Regions from separate parts of the Homo sapiens genome. Here region 2 is linked to region 1. Evidence: chromatin loops called from intact Hi-C (ENCODE). Cell type or tissue: B cell. All regions are shown on one strand. Each heading gives the region's core, and the rest is flanking DNA. Links, peaks and the distances in the headings are about the cores only.

What was found. A loop is a pair of places that touch in the nucleus more often than their neighbours do. Peaks named below come from ENCODE experiments on the same cell type or tissue, not always from the same donor. Only the 100,000 strongest peaks of a DNase experiment are listed, where the experiment ranks them.
Region 2: it touches region 1 in a loop (5-fold over the local background); 10 of 110 quality-filtered maps call a loop at or near these places.

The regions. Positions count from the first base shown.
Region 1 is chr6:43,378,001-43,388,915 of GRCh38, reverse strand. No RefSeq gene overlaps it. Among named protein-coding and RNA genes, the nearest start is that of ZNF318, 14 kb to the right of the region's middle. RefSeq lists an enhancer at 5,238-5,417. In B cell, for the core only: CTCF peaks have their summits at 2,038 and 2,238 (motif pointing left); DNase peaks (open chromatin) are centred at 2,235 and 4,955; H3K4me3 peaks cover 2,236 bases; H3K27ac peaks cover 2,216 bases.
Region 2 is chr6:43,306,863-43,317,777 of GRCh38, reverse strand. It overlaps CRIP3 (cysteine rich protein 3), which reads left to right and starts at 8,952. Exons shown (of 8, transcript NM_206922.3): 1 at 8,952-9,028; 2 at 9,369-9,463; 3 at 9,882-9,939; 4 at 10,035-10,166. The coding sequence starts at 8,986. It also overlaps the pseudogene RPL12P47. RefSeq lists an enhancer at 9,435-10,292. In B cell, for the core only: a CTCF peak has its summit at 9,444 (motif pointing left); DNase peaks (open chromatin) are centred at 4,717, 8,957 and 9,397; H3K4me3 peaks cover 1,125 bases; H3K27ac peaks cover 1,717 bases.

The DNA.
Region 1 (10,915 bases), core at 1,690-9,689:
CCTCAGCCTCCCAAATAGCTGGGACCACAGGCATGCACCACCACACTCGGCTAATTTTTTTGTCTTTTTTTGTAGAGATGGAGATTCACCACGTTGCCCAGGCTGGTCTTGAACTCCTGGACTCAAGTGATCTGTCCACCTTGGCTTCTCAAAGTGCTGGGATTGCAGGTGTGAGCCACTGCGCCAGGTCTGGAATTTCTTATTTATTTTTATTTTATTATTTATTTATTTATTTGAGACGGAGTTTTGCTCTTGTTGCCCAGGCTGGAGTGCAATGGCATGATCTTGGCTCACCGCAATCTCCACCTCCTGGGTTCAAGTGATTCTCCTGCCTCAGCCTCCCGAGTAGCTGGGATTACAGGCATGCGCCACCACGCCCAGCTAATTTTGTATTTTTAGTAGAGTTTCTCTACTAAAAATACAAAATTTGTATATTTTGGGGTTTCTCCATGTTCGTCAGGCTGGTCTTGAACTCTCGACCTCAGGTGATCTGCCCACCTCAGCCTCCCAAAGTGCTGGGATTACAGGCATGAGCCACTGCGCCTGGCCTATTTTATTTTATTGTAGAGAAGGTATCTCACTATGTTGCCCAGGCTGATCTCAAACTCCTGGCCTCAAGCAGTTCTCCAGGTTGGCCTCCCCAAATGCTGGGATTACAGGCAGGAGCCACTGCACGCAGCCTGGAGTTTCATATAAATGGAATCATACAGGATAGATCTTTGTGCCTAACATCTTTCCCTCAGCACAGTGTTTTAGAAATTCATCTGCACTGTTGCATGTTTCAGTGGTTCATTCCTTTTCGTTGCTGAGCAGTAGTCCATGGCATAGATATATCACACTCAGGTAATTTTTGAGATAAGATTTCTGCATATCTCAAGGAAATCAATAAAAAGATGAAGAAGAGATTTACTAGTGTGGAAGATTAATATGGAAGATTCCTGCTATATGTTCTTTTTTTTTTTTTTGAGACAGGGTATCTCTATGTCACCCAGGTTGGAGTGCCTGGGTGCAATCATAGCTCACTGGCTCACTGCAGCCTCTACCTCCTGGGCTCAAGTGATCCCCACTGCCTCAGCCTCTCAAGTATCTGGGACCATAGGCATGTGCCACCATGCCAGGCTAATTTTTAAATTTTTCTGTAAAGATAGAATCTTGCCATGTTGCCCAGGCTGGTCCTGAACTTTTGGGCTCAAGCAATCCTCCTACCTCAGCCTCCAAAAGTGCTAGAATTACAGGCATGAGCCATCATGCCTGGCCATGTTCTCTATTTAATAAAAGCCTTCCATTTCTTTCTTCATTTCAGCCAGTTAAATTGAGATCTAAAGGCTTGAATTTACTATTTAATGCTACCTAATGACATTTCAGAGACTGGCTATAAAAAAGCAAGTGTCAAAAATTAACAAAAACGTGTCTACAAAGGAAATGAAAATGTTCCCTCTTCCTTGAAGCAACAGAGAGAGAAATATCCTTTCACTTTATAAAATGAATTCCAAGACTCTGATATGATGCAGCGTTAAATTGAAAACATTTAGGAAAATATCAATCTTGTTTTCTCCATTTCCATTTGTGCAAAATGGAGACTTGCTGACGATTCATAATTATCAACTTACTCTGTACTGTTTTCTATTAATGTGAATTCATTGGAAGTATACTTTGAAAAGGAGGTCATGTAAAACTCTTGTCCTGGGAAAATTACTTTCAAAATAAACCTACTGTGTTTTTTTGTTTGTTTGTTTCTTTGTTTGTTTGTTGTGAGACGGGGTCTCACTCTGTCGCCCAGGCTGGAGTGCAGTGGCGCAATCTCAGCTCACTGCAACCTCTGCCTCTCAGGTTCAAGTGATTCTCGGGCCTCAGCCACCTGAGTAGCTGGGATTACAGGCAGGCACCACCATGCACGGCTAATTTTTGTATTTTTAGTAAAGATAAGGTTTCACCATATTGGTCAAGCTGGTCTCGAACTCCTGACCTCAGGTGATCCACCCACCTTGGCCTCCCAAAGTGCTGGGATTACAAGTGTGAGCCACTGCACCTGGCCCAGTATTTCTATGTTTGTGAATACTTATAGTATTCATACTGTCTCTTCAAATGAGAAGAGAGTGATTGGCATGATGGAAAACCTAAAGACCCCTAACTCTGCTAGGTTTATTTTCAAAAAGAGATTGAGTCTGGCCTCATTTAAACTGCTGCCAAAGAACAAGAATAACTGTGAAAGAAGCTCCCTCTAGAGGTGAGAAAGTATGAGAATTATTTACATTTATAATAGTAATGAGGTTACAAAACTATACGATCACATCTGCTAAGAAAACACAGTTTTCTATGTCAGGATTTGTTGGAGGATTTTTGTGTGCTTGTGAAAGCTGGATCCAGGGGACATGTAAACAACTTTGGCTGGCAGTTTGGCCCTATGATTAATGGATACCAAATACACAAATACAGAATTGAATCTAAGAAAACACAGAACAGTACTACATCTACTAGAAAGGCTTACATTAAAAAGAAAACCTGACAATACCAATATTTGGCAAGAATCTGGAGCAGGTATAGTGCTTATACACTGCCAGTGTATGAAGTTCAAGAATCAGAAAAACTGATCAAGGATATTAGAAGTCAGAAGAATGGTTACATCTATTTTGAGAGAGTGTTAGTGAAAAGAAAGGGATGCCACACATGGTGGCTCACAGTCATAATCCCAGCATTTCGGGAGGCTGAGGTGGGAGGATCACTTGAGCCCAGGAGTTTGAGACCAGCCTGGGCAACACAGAATACCCCATCTCTCTCTCTCTCTCTCTCTCTCTTTTTTCTGAGATAGAGTCTTGCTCTGTCACCCAGGCTGGAGTGCAGTGGTTTGATCTCAGTTCACTGCAACCTCCACCTCTTGGGTTCAAGCAATTTTCCTGCCTCAGCCTCCCAAAATGCTGGGATTACAGGTGCCTGCCACCACACCCAGCTAATTTTTGTATTTTCAGTACAGACGGGGTTTCACCATATTGGCCAGGCTGGTCTTGAACTCCTGACCTCAGGTGATCCACCTGCCTCGGCCTCCCAAAGTGCTGGGATTACAGGTATGAGCAACTGCACCCGGCCCCTATCTCTTAAAAAATGAAAAGAAAGAGAAAGAGAGAGAGAGAGAGAAAAGTACGAAATACAAACAAGACATTGATGAAGGCAAGAAGGTAAAATAAATAAATAAACAAATAAATGCAATTGAAAAGGAAGACATTAATCCAGTGAAGTATTTTTCTTTGGCTTAATAGCAGAAAACAACAGATATAACACACATCAATCTACACTGTCTCATGGTTACATGAACTTTCTGACTCTGCTACAAGTTAGCACATAGGGATCCTGACCCATCTTACCATCTCACAAGATATGCTGGCCCACTGAACTCATGACATCAAACTAATAGGGCATATGGAGTAAAAAATAGCAAGTATCTTACACGCTTTAGGAAATATATGTATACCGGAAGGTAGGGAGGTTCAAGTACAAAGGCTTTTCACTTCACTGATATTTCTTGATGTTTAGTGATCTTGCATACAGGTGCTCCCTTCAAAATGAAGGACAAGTTGCTTTACTTGTGCTACCTACCCCTAAACCAAAAGAGTCACATCACTTAGGTGAATTTAGAGACAACATTGATCATATTTGGGTTACTGCTCTGACCTCCTTATCTGGTCACTTGAAATGAAGCCATACTTGAGTGAGATTCAGAGGAAGAAAAGGTTCTCCAGCTGGTCCAGTCTGCAGTGCAACTTAGTCCTTGCGATCCTTATAATGTTCAAAGTGTTTGTGGCAGACTGAGGTACTTTATCATCTATGGCATGTCCTGATAGAATAATCATAGCAGAGGCCCTCTGAGCATGCCTTTTGGCAGGTAAATATTCTCTCTTTGAGAATCAGCTCTCAGCTTGCTGCTGGGCCACGGACACAGCATGATCATGGAACCCAGCATGATCACAGCATAATCATGAACTGGCTATCATCTGGTCTTCCTAGGTATAAAGCTGGTTCATACCTAGGACATGGATCCATTATCAAGTAGAAATGACATACACAAAATGAGGCCACAGCAGATCCTGAAAACACAAATGGCTCCTAGCACCCACACCACTACTTCTGCTGCATTGCTATTTCATCTACCACTATAACCAATGAAATGGGCCTTGTTACCAGACTGCAGTGGAATAAAGTCATGATTAGTTTGTAGCTGTCTTCACCTAATGTGCTGGCATTAGAAAGAAATGGGCTGCTGTGATACTGTGGCCCCCAATCAAGGGTGACCCTGAAGGACACTGAGGATAGTCAGGACTTCAAGAAATACAACTACCTGACCAGTTTTCCCAGAAGGAGAAACAGGTTAAGAGTCTACACTGATTTGGCCGGGCCCGGTGGCTCATGCCTGTAATCCCAGCACTTTGGGAGGCCGAGGCAGGTGGATCACGAGGTCAGGAGATCGAGATCATCCTGCCTAGCATGGTGAAACCCCGTCTCTACTAAAAAATACAAAAAAAACCCCAAAAAAATTAGCCAGGCATGGCGGCACGCACCTGTAGTTCCAGCTGCGTGAACCTGGGAGGCAGAGCTTGCAGGGAGCTGAGATCGCGCCACTGCACTCCGGCCTGGGTGACAGAGCGAGACTCCATCTCAAAAAAAAAAAAAAAAAAAAAGAGTCTGAGGTTAATGGTTTGGCTAGATGATTAGGGAGTTAGAAGTGATATTAAAATGAAGTTGGAGAAGTATAATGTGGAAGAACTTCTTAAAATGGTTCCCAAATGTGACAGTATCTGTCATGATTCAGTTGCAGACCACAGATACCACTCTACTTAATTTAAGGGAGAAGGGCGTTATTACCAGGGATCACGTGTGGCTTACACAATATTTGTAAGGGGTAGGGGAAGAAGCTTTAGGTGGAGCTTGTAAGAGCACTCCCCACACCCAGAATCTCACTGATTCTGCTATGCTTGGGTAAGCTATGGCTTCCACTGCAGGAAACCAGCAAATCAGCACGTCGGTAACCACAGAACCACACTTCCTCTGTCATGATTCACAGCAGCAAAGTGAATACTTCATATCCTGCCTCTTTCTCCACATCACTCAGTTAACTGGGTTTCACATTCAAGTCTCATGGGAATATACCTGATTGGCAAAAATCTCAATTACACCTGAAACCATAACTGTAATAGGATCTGAGAAATACAGCTTTTATCTTTCTAGACTCTCAGTATAGAAAGGTACGAAGGAGTTTAGAATGTATGTTGAGAAAACCAGTCTAAGGAGTTTAGAACGTATGTTGAGAAAACCAATCTACTATAATGAGAACATTTGTGCCTCGTGAGTAGAAGAGGGTTATCAACAATCAGGTAGAGAAGATGAACTGCTCTATGGATGGTATCCACCCTTTCCCCTAGTTACACCAGAGTGTGCTGTATGAGCTTGTGAACAAAGTGACCATGGGACCACTGATGGAGGCAATGCATGTTGAGTGTAAAGGCTCAATCACGTGGACGTTCTCACACTAAGATTGACCTGCTACTGCCAGTTTGGACCTCTTCCTTCATGGACAGGGCAGTAATTTATCTTCATTGTAGAAGAAACTTACTTTAAATTTCTATATATTTTTCCTACTCACTGTATTTTTGCCAGCACCATCCAGAAACTTACTGAATGACTCATAAGGCATTCAACATGACATCCCACACAATGATGCTTTTGGCCAAGGGAGTACTTTTACGGTGGAAGAAGTAAGACAGCTGGGATACACAATTCAACTCTTCTGGGATTCCTTATTTAGTTTTATTGTATATTCCAGCTAGTCTTATAGAATAGGCTTACTGAGGTCTTAGTTTTTATTTTGCCAACTGGAGACAACATCTCATAAGATCATAGCGGTATCAGCCGGGTACGGTGGCTCACGCCTGTAATCCCAGCACTTTGGGAGGCCAAGGCGGGTGGATCACTTGAGGTCAGGAGTTCGAGACCAGCCTGACCAACATGGTGAAACCCCATCTCTACTAAAAACACAAAATTAGCCAAGCGTGTTTGGCACATGCCCGTAATCCCAGCCACTCGGGAGGCTGAGGCAGAAGAATAGCTTGAACCCAGGAGCTGGAGGTTGCAGTGAGCCGCAATCGCACCATTGTACTCCAGCCTGGGTGACAAGAGCAAAACTCTGTCTCAAAGAAAGAAAGAAAAAAAAAGATTAGAGTGGTATCCTACAGAATGTGACATAAGCTCTGAAATAGTGACCAACGATGTGGAGCATTTCTCTCATAACCAAAAATATACAAGGGTGGGGATGAGATATATAGGTGAGGTGGTACCTATTACAGTTACACTTGTGGCTGGGCGTGGTAGCTCACACCTGTAACCCCGGCACTTTGGGAGGCTGAGGCAAGGGAATCTCTTGGGCCCAGGAGTTCAAGACCAGCCTGGGGAACATGGCAAAATCCAGTCCCAACAAAAAGTACAAAAAATTAGCAGGGTGTGGTGGCATATACCTATAGTCTCAGCTACTTGGGAGGCTGAGGGGTGGGAGGATTGCTTGAGCCCAGGAGGTTGAGGCTGCAGTGAGCCATGATCATGCCAGCCCGGCCAACAGAGTGGGACAGTTTCTCAAAAAAAAAAAAAAATACACTTGTATCCTTAACAAATTACTACAAACTTGGAAAGTAAAAAACAACACATATTTATTATCTTACAGCTCTGGAGTGCAGAAATCCAAAATGGGTCTCACTGGGCTAAAATTAAGGTGTGGACAGGGCTGTGTTACTTTTGGAGGCCCTAGGTGACAAATCTTGCCTGTTCCCTTGGCTTTTTTAACTTCTGGAGGTTACCCACATTTCTTGGCTCATGGCCCCCCTTTCAAAGCCAGCAATGGCTGGTCGAATCTTTCCCATGATGGAGTGCTCTAATACTGACTCTCCTGCCTCCCTCTTGCTTTTAGAAGGTAACCACTGGTGATTACATTGGGCCCACTTAGATAATAGAGGATCATTTTCCCATCTTCAGGCCAGCTAATTAGCAACCTTAATTCCATCTGCAACCTTAATTCCCTCTTATCATGTAACATATTCATAGGTTTTGAGGATTAAGATGTGGATATCTTTGGGAACTATTATTCTCCCCACTACATCAACTCTGAGCTCTGCTGGTGAGAAATATTCCACCAGTAGGAACAACAGTTTAGGGTGAGATGGCCACTGGCCACTTTGGGTTCCTCACTGCAGTAGATCAACGGGGAAAAAAGAAGTTATGGTAAGTTATGGTATTGAGTCATTAATCCTGATTTTTGTGAAGAAATAAGATTGTAGTTACACACTGGGGTCAAGAGGCATATTGATGGTACAGAGGGGATCCCCTGGGGTGCATCCTCATGAAACCATGATCAGAACTAAAAGTTAATGAAAGACATCTTTAACCCCTTGAACAGGCAGGACCACCAAAAGCTTGGATCTCTCAGAAATGAGATTTGGGTCATATACTGACCAGCTGAGGTTCTGCCTAAAGGCAAAGAGACCACAGAACTAGTAGAGAGGACAGAAGTCATAAATACCCACAGCCTTCTGATTAGTTGTGGAAATGAGAATGGTAGCCTCTTTCCATATTTCTTTCCTTGATTTTTCCTAAATATATTCATATATCTTAACTGATTTCTCTTTTTTCTCTCTCTCTCTTTTTTTTTTTAGTAAATGATGTGTTGGCCGGGCACGGTGGCTCATGCCTGTAATCCCAGAACTTTGGGAGGCCGAGGCGGGCAGATCACTTGAGGTCAGGCGCTCGAGACCAGCCCAGCCAACATGGTGAAACCCCGTTTCTACTAAAAAAAAAAAATACAAAAATTAGCCAAGCGTGGTGGTGCGTGCCTGTGGTCCCAGCCACTCATGAGGCTGAGGCATAAGAATTGCTTCCACCTGGGAGGTAGAGGTTGCAGTGAGCTGAGATTGAGCCACTACACTCCAGCCTGGGTGACAGAGCAAAATTCCATCTCAAAAAAAAAAAAAAAAATATGTGTTGGTGATTGATAACATTACAAGCTAATCTACAAAGATATCAAGACAAGACTGGGCAGAACTAGGAATAGGCATCAACAAGACTCCCTGGGCTTGGAACTGGATGTAGTGACTGCTAAAATCTGAGGCTATTTTGAGGGAGGCAGTAAGTGATTTTCATTTGTATAAGGGATGTCCAAAGCGTGCTGGACAGGAAAATTTTTTTTTGGAAGAGTTAAGTATGGGAAGAAGGATATATGTGGATAACAGGCAGTAGGAGGGATTTTCTGAGCCTTGTTCTTTATAGATTTCCCATCAATACTGTGAACTGCACAGTTTAATTTCAACCACTTTATTTTCTGCTTTTGTTAGCAAGAATTCATTTTTCTTTCTTGCAGCTGGAAACCCTGACTGATACAGGGTCCCAGCCCGTCTTACCCTTTCCTCTCTCTCTTAGCACCTGTCATTTTCTTCTTCCTAAAACACAGAAAGGGTAGATCACTTTATTCTGTCATCCTATGCAAAAATCTCCAATGACAGGGTAAAATCTGGACACCTTACTCTGAAATCCATGTTTCTTACCAGATTAATGCCAAGTTACCTTTCCAAATGCATCTTTGCCTATTCCCTTCTAAAAACCAGCATTCAAGCCAAATTGGCTCCTTACTGCCTTGAGAATCACCAAGAACATCAAAATGTAACTTTTACACAAAGGAGGGTAGCCTTTTTTGGCCACCCAGTCCTCAAAGAAGTCTCCATATACAGAACTCCTGTCTATGACATTGTACAGAGGGATGCAATGCCTCATGATATGCTTTTGTTTTTATTGGTATCTTGAAAGCTACGTTTAAAAAAACCTGTGAGTTTCTCAAAGATAAGGACCATGTTTTATTCATCTTTATGGACTAGAACCTAACAGAGTGCCTGACAGCTACAATTATTAGGGTTTTAAACAATTCAGATACATTTCAGTGCCTTTTTTTCTTTTGGCGAGTGATAGTACTGATATAGTACTAAACATGAAATCTGTTCTTCCACCAAGGGAGGGAAGGGGCAGTCATCTGCTTCATGGGCTAGATGAAGAGACTGAAGAATCCAACTGCTCCTCGTACCAACTTTCAACCCAATTCTACATTTCAGCACCACACCCAAACCCACCTTCAAAAGTCTCTGGGGTGTCTAAGAGGGTCAGAGTTCTGTGTATGAACCATTTTGGTTCCTTCTGGGTTACCCACCTGCATGCCTAAGTTTCAGCTTTTTCTGCTTTGTTGTTAGTTACCTAACACCATCTGTTTTCTGGCTTCCAAAATGTTGTCATCATCCCATTTACATTCTCTTCTCATCTTTTCTCCCATTCCTTTATTTATTTATTTTTATTTTTTAGAGACAGAGTTTTGCTCTGTTGGCCAAGCTGAAGTGCAGTGGCACAATCATAGCTAACTGCAGCCTCAAATTCCTGGGCTCAAGCAATCCTCCCCAGTAGCTGGGACTGCAGGACTGAGCAACTATGACTGGCTAATTTTTTTTATTTTTACTTTTGTAGACACAGGGTTTCACTATGTTGCCCAGGCCTCTGGCCTCTAGCAATCCTTTTGCCTTGGCCTCTCATAGCCCTAGGATTATAGGTGTGAGTTACCACACCTGGCCCAAACACCTTAATTCTAAGTAAAGTTATACTCTAGGCCTAAGTTTATTTCAAAGCAAGAGAAACTAATCACTCATAATTTTAGAACCTCCCCAAAGTAATTAATTTGATTTACACACATACAAGCCACCACACCTGGCTAATTTTTGCATTTTTTGTAGAGATGGAGTCTTGCTATGTTGCCCAGACTGGTCTCAAACTCCTGGACTCAAGTGATCCTCACATCTTGGCCTCCCAAAGTGCTGGAATTATAGGCGTGACCCACTTTGCCCATTATCTACAAACAATGGACCACAATTCTAGACGAGAACTCTTGAGTGAGTTGAGCATCACATCTGTCTTTCTGGAGGGCTCACTGTCCCTCTTCTGGCCAAATGTTTCCTACATGAAGCTGGAGTTTGTTTGGATAGGTACCAGCAATCACATCATCTGAGCCAGTTACACCTCATTAATCTTGGACTTAAAGGATAACCAGCCTGGGCCAGGCTCGGTGGCCCACACCTGCAATCCTAGCACTTTGTGAAGCTGAAGCAGGCAGATAGCTGGAGCCCAGGAGTTTGACACCAGCCTGGGCAATATAGGGATACCCTGTCTGTACAAAAAAAATTTTAAATTAGCCAGGCATGGTGGCATATGCCTGTAGTCCCAGCTACTTGGGAGTCTGAGGGTGGGAGGATTGCTTGAACCCAGGAGGTAGAGGCTGCAGTGAGCTGAGATCGCACTACTGCACTCCAGCCTGGGCAACAGAGTGAGATCCTGTCTCAAAAATAGATAAATAAAAATTTAAAAATAACCAGCCTGGACCACAAGGCAAAACTCTGTCTCTACAAAAAATAAAAAAATTAGCTGGGTGTGGTGATGCATGCCTGTAGTCCCAGCTACTCAGGAAGCTGAGGTGGGAGGATTGCTTGAGTCCAGGAGTTCAAGGCTGCAGTGAGCTACAACCTATTAAAACAAAAAAAATTCCAACAGGGCTAAACAGTTTGGTCAAGTATAGTGTGCACACAGGCATGCACGCAGATTAATGTTTATAATGTTTAATATGCTGGACGTGGTCAACCTCTGCATACCTCTTCAGCTTCATTTCTCACTATTCTCCTTTCTTTCTGCCCTCTGGTCACACTGGCCTTCTGTCTGGTCAATCAGATCACCAGGGTTTCTCCTGCCACAGGGCTTTGTGTACAGCTCAGCTTTCTAAACCTTACACCAGTAATGTTTACAGGTATGTCAAGAAGTGATTCCTGTCTACCCTGGGATGAGAACAGGTGGGGACTGGGTA
Region 2 (10,915 bases), core at 1,616-9,615, 71 kb after region 1:
AAGCAGCTAACCACTATTAGCTTTATACAGAGTACTCTCAACAGGTTCATGTAATGGCAAGATGATGCTGGAAAATGAGGGGGAAAAAAATTAAACAGACTCTTGCTAGAGCCATAAATGATGTTTATAACTATACAGCAGCAGTTCTCTGTGGGTGGGGTGATTAGTATGTTTTAAGAAAGCAAATTCAGTCTTTTTTTGTTTTGTGTGTGTTTCCCTTTTTAAAAAGTAATATAAACTACAGAAAGTAAAGCTTTGTAGTTGGAGCAGACATGCAGAAGATGCAATGAGAAAGCAAAAGGTTTATGGGTAGTAAGGATTAAGAAACACAACTATAAAGAAATAAGACTGATTTTTCATTAACTTACCAGAACTGAGTGATTTCCCTTTCAAAAGAGTTATCTAAGAACAAAGTTCTGGGTAATGCCTTAAAAGTCACAGGCATGGCCGGGCACAGTGGCTCACGCCTGTAATCCCAGCACTTTGGGAGGTCAAGGTGGGCAGATCACAAGGTCAGGAGTTCAAGACCAGCCTGGCCAACAAAGTGAAACCCCATCTGTACTAAAGATACAAAAAATTAGCCAGGCATGGTGGTGCATGCCTGTAATCCCAGCTACTTGGGAGGCTGAGGCAGGAGAATTGCTTGAACCCGGGAGGCAGAGGTTGCAGCCAGCCAAGATCACGCCATTGCACTCCAGCCTGGGTTACAGGGTGTGTCTCTGTCTCAAAAAAAAAAAAAAGTCACAGGCATATGACCATGTACTTGAACAAGCCTACAAAGACATAAATGGGTGGAGTTTGTTGTTGTAATCAAATTCACTGCAAAGCTAACCTGACACATAATAGCAGCCTTATTTATAAGGTTGCTTTATAGTTTACATAACACTTCCCCACATTCTCTTATTTGCCACATAATTAATGATAGACATAATTGTGCCACATGCTAATTAAGCTTAATTAGTAAGTTCTTATGAATGACTACAATTGGTGGGACTTGTTTGCTACCAAAAGCAAATTTTCAGTTCTCTATTTACTTAATTAGTTACCTACTATTTATAATCAGGATCAGTTAAGTTATATTTTCTGTTTTGTATCATACATGTTGATCCTCATGTATATTGAGAAACAAAACTCCTGGCGGGGCACAGTGACTCACAGCGCTTTGGGAAGCCAAGGCAGGAGGATCTTTTCAGGCCAGGAGTTCAAGACTAGCCTGGGCAACGTAGTGGAACCCCATCTCTACAAAAAATAAAAAATTAGCGAGGTACAGTGGCACATGGCTGTAGTCCTAGCTACTTAGGAGACTGATGGGGGGATTGCTTGAGCCCAGGAGTTCCAGGTTACAGTGAGCTGTGACCTGTACTCCAGCCTGGGTGACAGAGCAAGATCCTGTCTCTTGAAGGAAAAAAGGAAACAAATTCCTGAGACCTTATTCCTAGGCAGCTGAACTTCCTTCACTCCAGGACACTCGTTGTTACCAACTCTCAACCTCTACCAGTCCCCTCTTATTCCCACATCTCTCACTAGCACTCATCTATCACACTCAGGGGGACTTGTATATAACATGTAACATTCATTCACCAGCAAGTATTTGTTGAGCACTATGTGCCAGAGATTTGAGCAAGGCACTGGAAATATATGCAATGGTTGGCAAAGCAGCCTGGTCCCTGCTCTCATGGATCTCACAGACTAAGGGGGCAGACAAAGCCCAGATTGGAGTGGAGGAGGTAGGCAGGAAGTTACCATATTTATTTCACTTTCTAAACTACAACCTGTCCTTTATCAATAATAAAGATGATGGGCTGGGTGGTGGCTCATGTCTGTAATCCCAGCACTTTGAGAGGCCAAGGTGAGTGGATCACTTGAAGTCAAAAGTCCAAGACCAGCCTGGCCAACATGGTGAAACCTTGTCTCTACTAAAAATACAAAAATTAGCCGGGCATGGTGGCACACTCCTGTAATCCCAGCTACTAGGGAGGCTGGGGCAGGAGAATTACTTGAACCTGGGAGGCAGAGATTGCAGTGAGCTGAGATCATGCCACTGCACTCCAGCCTGGGCAACAGAATGAGACTGTCTCAAAATAGTAATAATAATAATAATAAAGGATCTCTGTTTGTCTTTTATTTCTTATTTGGTTCAGCACTCAGGGAAAACACAGCTGTCATAGTTTGGGCCCCCTCTACCCTCCAGGAGAGGATGGTGGTATAGAAACAGTGCTTGGGGTCAATAACCTGGTGTGGAGTAGTTGAGGGGGAGCTGAGGTTAGGTAGGAATTGATGAGGTGAAGATACTGGGGAAGTGAATTCTCAGAAAAGATGGCCTTTGCAAAAGCCCTGAGGCAGAATAGAACTTAACAGATTCAAGAAGCTCATTTGATGTGGATGGAGGGGTCGATGCAACAGGAGAAATGGCTAGAAGACTGGAAAAGTGGAGGGTCCTGTCTTGAGGATACTGAGAAATCATGGAAAGGTTTTAATGACATTTCCCTGCCCCTTGCATCTCAACCCATTATTTTCCTGGATAGGCCCTCTTATCTTCAGGTATGGAGGTGCTGTGCAGACAAGTGTAGTGTCTTTTCAGGTTGAAACACATGGGCAAAAACCATGCTTAGGGGGGTATAGAGTGGAAAGAGTATGGGCTCAAGAGTCAGAATGCTTGGGTCTGTATGATGTTTTACACATTTCTTTTTTTCTTTTTCTTTGAGACTGAGTCTTGCTCTGTCGTCCAGGCTGGACTGCAGTGGTGCGATCTCGGCTCACTGCAACCTCCACCTCCCAGGTTCAAGCAATTCTCATGCCTCAGCCTCCTGAGTAGCTGGGATTACAGGCACCTGCCACCACGCCCAGCTAAGTTTTTTGTATTTTAAGTAGAGACGGGGTTTCACCATGGTGGACAGTCTGGTCTCGAACTCCTAACCTCAGGTGATCCTCCCACTTCGGCCTCCCAAAGTGCTGGGATTACAGGCATGAGCCACCGCACCTGGCCAAATGTTTTACTAATTTCGTAACCTTACCAAGCCACTTTCTTTTTTATACAATTGGGAATGTAACATTTCTACCCTTCATCAGCTCTAGTAATGCCCTCTTTCTAACACAAGTTTCAAGCTCCTTTTTGGGAAAGGAATCACAGAATCATAATTGTTAAATCATGAAGAGGCTTTAAAGTTCTATCTGCATATGATATTTGGATACCTTCTGCAACACTGAGGATCAGTTGGTTTATTGTCCAGTATTGTGTCCAGAAACAGGAAGCTCACCACTGTCTGAAGCAGCCACTCTATATTGGGGCTCTATTAAAAGGGTTTTGGAGGGGACCTAATCCAAATCTGCTTCCCTGTGTTCTCTCTCCAGGGGTCTTGGTAGTACCCCTAATGCCTTTTCCATGTGACAGCCCTCCAGGGACTAGAAGTCACTATCTCTACGGGACCACTTACTCACCTAGAATGGAAAAGCTTGTTTCTTCAGCTTTTCTAACAACACTAATCAAACGGTTAATTCCTCGAGCAAACACAATCCTGAAACATTTATGTACCTAATAATAGAGCTTAAAAACATGAAGTAAAGTTAGTGGGAGAGTTTAATAATAATAGCTATCATTTACTGATTACCTATACTGCACTCACTGTTAAAGATACACAGATAATTCTCCATCAGTTCTGTCAAAGTCAAACAAGTAAACAAGTGTCATACAATGTTACAGATACTGTAACAGAGGTCTGTGCAGGAAAAAGGCAGGGCGGGCACTAAGGGAACAGTGGTCTTTGTGAGAAAGAGGCCTGCCTCTAATGGGAGATGACACAAACTGCACCTTAACAATTGAGTAATACCTTCTTTGAGGTGGACTTACCCATCTGTAGTATTTATTAAAATATCATTTTAGAGACTTTAGTCACACCAACTGTTCTTCAAAACATCCACTGTCAGTAACTCAAATGCATTCCTACAAGAAATGTGTTTTCCCAGTTATTCTTTACATAGCTTCTGTTCGAGTCAATAATGGAAACCAGGCAAAGAAGAAAAGTGGACTACTGTAATTTGCTGTACCTGCAAATGCATAGTGCAAGTGTTTGGAAGGGTGGAGCCTCAACTAGTCTTTCCTAAGCACTGAAATAGAAGAGCCGAAGCATATTGTGAGATTAGGCCATACAATAAAGGCCCTACAAGATGTGGGGAGCAGTAAAGCATTTGCGCCACTGACTGATTGCAAGCTATGTGAAAGCAACATGGGACTCACACCGCAAGGTTTGTTCCTTTGTGTTGGGCCCTGTGCTAGATGCTGGGGTAAAGATGACCTGCCCAGGCAGATGAGGCAAGCACACAAGGTAATCCAAGACAGAAAGTGCTAGAGAACCTTGGAAAAGGATTATTTGATGTGTCCTGGAAGTTCTGAGAACCTGGGAAGATGAAATTAGCCTTCCTTGAGGAGGCAGCATATCTAAGAATAAACATACCAATGCAGTCCTCCCAACCTCCTGAAGTGGGTACTTCTCTCTGAGAGCCATAGGGAGCAAAAGTCAGTAAACCTGTAGCTTCTTCCTCCAAGAAGAAACTAATGACTCGAAGATGTACAAGTGGCAAACAGGTATATGAAAAGATCATCAACATAATTGATCATACAAATACAAATCAAAACAGATAACATCTCACCCAAGTTAAAATGGCTTTTATCCAAAAGAGAGGCAATAAGAAATGCTGGCAAGGATGTAGAGAAAAGGGAACACTCATACACTGTTGATGGGAATGTAAATTAGTACAGCCACTGTGGAGAAGAGTTTAGAGGTTCCTCAAAATCTAAAAATAGAGCATAGCAATATACGATGTAGCAATCTCACTACTAGGTAACCACAAAAACTAAAAATTATTATTTTTTGAGACTGAGTCTCACTCTGTTGCCCAGGCTGGAGTGCAATGGTGTGATCTCAGCTCACTGCAACTTCCGCCCAGGTTCAAGCAATTCTTGTGCCTCAGCCTCCCGAGTAGCTGGGATTACAAGCGTGCACCACCATGCCTGGCTAATTTTTGTATTTTTAGTAGAGACAGGATTTCACCATGTTGGCCAGGCTGGTCTCGAACTCCTGACCTCAAGCGATCCACCCACCTCAGCTTCCCAAAGTGCTGGGATTACAGGCGTGAACCATCGCGTCCGGCTTCATTTCTTTTTTAAATAATTTTTAGGCCAGGCACGGTGGCTCACACATGTAATCTCAGCACTTTGGGAGGCCGAGGCACATGGATCACTTGAGGTCAGGAGGAGTTCGAGACCAGCCTGGCCAACATGGTGAAACCCCGTCTCTACTAAAAATACAAAAATTAGCTGGGCGTGGTGGCGCGCACCTGTAGTCCCAGCTACTCAGGAGGCTGAGACAGGAGAATTACCTGAACCCAGGAGGCAGAGGTTGCAGTGAGTCGAGAACGCACCACTGCACTCCAGCCTGGGCAACAGAGCGAGACTCTGTCTCAAAAAAAAAAAAAAAAAAGAAAAGAAAAAAAAAAAACAAGAAATGAGAGGCAGAAACAAGACAGGAAAATTCAGTGGAAGCTAAAACTAATATTTTTCAAATTTGTTAAAGAAGAAGCCTTTCAAGAAACAGTTATAAAACTAAGCATCTTGAAATATTCCCTGAAACAAGAAACAAATAATGAGAAAGTGTAGAAAAATTACAGTGTGGAAGGCTTCTACCCTTAGAACTTAAGAATGATAAAACAAGTGTTATAAGTAAAAAGGATTGATGGAGACAATTCAGGAACAGGAATATCCAGTGGAAGTTCATAGACCCCAGTCCCTACCCCATTACCCAGATGAAGGAACTGATGTCCCAAGAGGAGACACTTAAGACAGTGCGCCTTTCACCTAGCAGAGCACAGCACTGCAGTCCATTGATGAATTTGGTGCAAGCCCTTCCTCAACGGATTTGATGTAACAAAGGAACTTACTCAAGAAAACTCGGTTTCACTTCCATCCTTCATAGAGGGATTGATTATTGTCTCCTCTGCTGGGACACTGGCACAAGTTTATCAGCTCTTCCCTCCAGCTCTTCATTGGCTACCTTTCCCCCCAGTCCCCCTGCCTTTTTTTTTTTTTTTTTTTGAGACAGTCTCACTCTGTTGCCCAGGCTGGAGTGCAGTGGCGTGATCTCAGCTCACTACAGCCTCAACTTCCCGGGCTCAGGTGATTCTCTCACCTCAGCCTCGCAGGCACATGCCACCAAGCCCAGCTGATTTTTTGTAGAGATGAGGTTCGCCATGTTGCCCAGGCTGGTCTCTAACTCCTAGGCTCAAGTGGTCCACCTGCCTCAGCTTCCCAAAGTGCTGGGACCAGGCGTAAGCCACCACTTCTGGCCGCCTTTTTTCTTTAGTTTTCTTCAGGTTCTATTGTTGTTGTTGTTGTTGTTGTTAAGACATTACGCATATACCATAAAATTCGCCTTTTTAAAGTCTACAGTTCATGCTTTTTAGTATATTTCCAAGGTTGTACAAACATTACTGCTATCTAATTCCAGAACATTTTTATCTTCCCATAGAGAAGCTTCGAACCCATTAGTGGACATTTCCAATTCCATCTCCTTGACTGGCCAACCACTAATCTACTGTCTGTCTCTGTGGATTTACCTATTCTAAATATTTCATATGAATTGATTCATATGATATGTGGCCTCTTGTGTCTTGCTTTTCTTACTTAATGTTTTTATGGTTTACCTGTGTTGTAACATGCATCAGTATTACATTCTTTTTTACAGTTGAGCAATATTCTATCATACAGATATACTACATATTGTTTATCCATTATCAGTTAATGAACTTTTGGGCTGTTTCTACCTTTTGACTATTGTAAATAGTCCTGCTATGAACATTCATGTACAAGTTTTTGTATAGACATATGTTTTCATTTCTCTTATATACCTGGGTATAAACCTGGAAGTGGAATTGCTGAGTCATATGGTAACTCTATGTTTAACTTTTTGAGGAACTGCCAGACTGTTGTCCAATGTGGCCACACCATTTTATGTTGCCACCAACAATGTATGAGGGATCCAATTTTGCCACATTCTTGCCAATATTTGTCTCTTTAATTATAACCATCCTAGTCAGTATAAAATGGTATCTCATTGTGGTCCTAATTTGCATTTCCCTAATGACTATTGATATTCAGCATCTCTTCATGTGCTTATTGGCCATTTGTGTATCTCTAGAAAAACATCTATTCAAATACTTTGCTCACTTTTAATTGGGTTGTCTTTTTGTTATTGCATTATAAGTTATTTATATAATCTGGTTACTAGATCCTTATCAGATTTGCAAATATTTCTTCCATTCTCTGGATTTAAATTTCTTGAAATATCCTTTGAAGCACTATTGAACTACTTTTTTTTTTTTCCACCAGTTGTCAAATGATCCTTTATTGAAATATTTTCCTTTGTGCTTAACTGGCTGGGCATTCCACAGAACCACTGTTGATATCATCTATGATGTCATGAGGGTGGCGGCCATCAACATTACAGCCCACAGACTGGGCAGTCCCCAGGATCTCTTTAATGGTGCCAGAGAGTCTATTGAACTACTTTTAACAAATATTTATCTGGGCATGGGGGCATATACCTGTAATCCCAGCACTTAGGGAGGCCCAGGCAGGTGGATCGCTTGAGCCCAGAAATTCGAGACCAGCCTGGGCAACATGGCAAAACCCCATCTCTACAAAAAATACAAAAATTAGCCAGGTGTGGTGGCATGTGTCTGTAGTCCCAGCTACTCCAGAGGCTAAAGTGAGAGGATCGCTTGAGCCGGGCAGGTGGAGACTGCAGTGAGCTACGATGCACCACTACATTCCAGCCTGGGCAACAGAGACCCTGCCTCAAATAAATACATTCATTAAAAACACAAATATTTAAAAATTTTAAAGCAAACCAGATTAGAAATGTGTAGTTGGTTTTCATTTTTATTTATTTATTTATTTTGAGATGGAGTCTCGCTCTTGTCCCCCAGGCTGGAGTACAGTGGTGCGATCTCGGCTCACTGCAACCTCCACACCTCCCGGTTCATGCGATTCTCCTGCCTCAGCCTCCCGAGTAGCTGAGATTACAGGCATGCGCCACCACGCCCAGCTAATTTTTGTATTTTTAGTAGAGACGCAGTTTCGCCTCGATGGCCAGGCTGGTCTTGGACTCCTGACCTCAGGCGATCCGCCCACCTTGGCCTCCCAAAGTGCTGGGATTACAGGTGTCAGCCACTGTGTCCAGCCACCCTACAGCTTTAGGAGTAAACGATTGTATACAGACCATGTTCTGAGGCTTCCAAACCGAGTCTTGAGTTCATTAAGGGATCCATCATAGTGATAGCTATAGCTGTTACAGCGTTTACATGCCAGGCGCTGTTTGGGCACTCTACATGTATTAACCTATTTAACTCTCATAACAATCCTATGAGGCAGAGACTGTTATCATACTCATTGCACAGATGAGAAAATGGAGGCAGAGAGGGAGGTTCAGTAATTTGCCTGAAGTCAAAGAGTAGGGTACCAGAGACGGGCTCCAGATTTTGTTGCTTTCAACCACTTGCTATACTGCCAAGGTGGAATTTTGCATTTCAAAGAATGCCTACTCCCTCGCTTTGGAGAGAGTAGTGTTTTAATGATGTCTGCACTGTGGACATTTTTCCTGTCCTTACCGCTCCAGAAACTAGTAGAGCTCCCTGTCCAGGTGTCTTCGTTACACATGTGCCTTCCTAGTCTGGAGTCCACGGCTTCAAGATCCTCTCTCCTCCCCGTGGGTCTGACCGAGGCTTTAATGCTCTTTGAAGTAACAGCGAAATAGCCCTTTGTCTCCCAAGTGGAGTGGTTCTAAATTTCTGATAACCAATGAGCGCCGAGGAACCGCGGATTCCGCCCAGGGAGGCTCAAAGCTGAGCCGTGGGTGGAGCCTGCGGAGGGGGCGGAACTGAGCCGCAGCGGCGTACCTACTGTGTGCCGCGTGCGCTGCCTGGAGCGGAGCTATGAGCTGGACCTGTCCGCGTTGCCAGCAACCTGTTTTCTTCGGTGAGGCCCGGGCTGCGGAGGGGGAGAAGATGGGGCGAATGGGAGCCGCTGGATTCCCTGAGGACGCGGAGGGCTAGCCACAGTGTAGTCCCAGACACCCTTTTCACCTGCAGCGGCTGGTAGTCTCCGCACCACCCGCTCCCACTCGGGTCTTCTCCCTTCCTCTGAGAGCTCTGTGGGGAGTGTGAAACCGGAGCGGGATGGAGCTGGCCTCCTGGAGACACTCATCTCCAGGAAGCAGGGCAGGCCAACCTAATTCCCTAGAGGGCCGAAGAGGGAAAGGAGGGGCCCTATGCTTGGACAGGCTCCTCGCAGCTCGGTTCCACTTTGTCCTCCACAGCTGAGAAGGTGAGCTCCCTGGGCAAGAACTGGCACCGCTTCTGCCTGAAATGTGAGCGCTGCCACAGCATCCTGTCCCCTGGCGGGCATGCAGAGGTAAGACCTGGCCAGGGAGCACTGCCCTGTTTACATCACTGCCTCCCACCCCCCAGGCACCAGCCCCCAACTTCAGCACTGGAGGCCTGCCAAAGGGAACCTCAGTAGCCAACCCCAAGGCCGCCCACCTGGTGGACCCCACACCAGCCAGGAATTTGGGAACCTGGGTCGTGACTGTGGATCCCATGGTTTTGGGGATCAGGGTGAGTGGGAAGCAGCGTCACCTTCTGAGCTGCTCTTGCTCTTCCTCCCTTGACCACAGTGGAAATGCTGGCATGCCAGCCCATCCCCCACCCCTCCCAGGCCCACCAGACTCAGCCAGTGGACAGACACACCTGGCAGCCTGTCTGGGGTGAAGGCCTGTGGGGCATGGCTCCCGCTGGCCTTGAGTAACCCACTTCCCTCTGCTTGTGCCCAGCACAATGGGAGGCCATACTGCCACAAGCCATGCTATGGGGCTCTCTTTGGACCCAGGGGTAAGTACCAGCCTTAAGGGGCCATGGGTCAGCAGAACCCTCCTTGTGGCTGGGAGCTGGGGGCTCAAGCCTGACCTCCCCTATTCTCTCTTCAGGGGTGAACATTGGTGGTGTAGGCTCCTACTTGTACAATCCCCCCACTCCCAGCCCTGGCTGCACCACTCCTCTCAGCCCCAGCAGCTTCAGCCCTCCCAGGCCAAGGACTGGCCTCCCCCAAGGCAAGAAAAGTAAGGCTGGGCTCAGCTCCTCCCAGTCCTCCTCCCGACCCTTCCCCAAGCTGGAGCGGAGGTTGGGCCAGGTGGCAGTCTCCTATCCAGCCCTCTGCTTCACATTCTCACAACTTCATTCTTGGCAAAGTCTTCTCTATCTACTCCCCGCTTTTTTTTTCTTTCTTTCTTTCTATTCCCTCATGTGAGCTGCTGAGTTAAGAGGTAAATTGTTGGGAGGCCGAGGCAGGTGGATCATGAGGTCAGGAGTTCGAGACCAGCCTGGCCAGCATGGTGAAATCCCATCTCTACTAAAAATACAAAAATTAGCCAGGTGTGGTGGCTCATGCCTGTAATCCCAGCTACTTGGGAGGCTGAGGCAGGAGAATCATTTGAACCCAGGAGGCGGAGGTTGCAGTGAGTCAAGGTCATGCCATTGCACTCCAGCCTGGGCAACAGAGCGAGACTCCATCTCAAAAAAAAAAAAAAAAAAAAAAAAAGAGGTTAATTGGGCAGATGGCATTATCCCCTCTCCTCGTGTGTTACAGGTGAGGAAAGTGAGATCCAGACAGGGCAAATGACTGTCCATCCACAAAGCTAGTCAGAGGCAAAGCTGGCCAGGAACTTAGGTCTGTCCCAGGCCAGGGCCATGGAAGGAATGATCTAAAGGAGAGGAGTCATTGGGATAAGGCCAGCCTCTCATATTCTTCAACTTTTCTCCTCTGGTCCCTGTTCTTTCCCTCCATTCCCTGAAGTAGGCAATGACACTG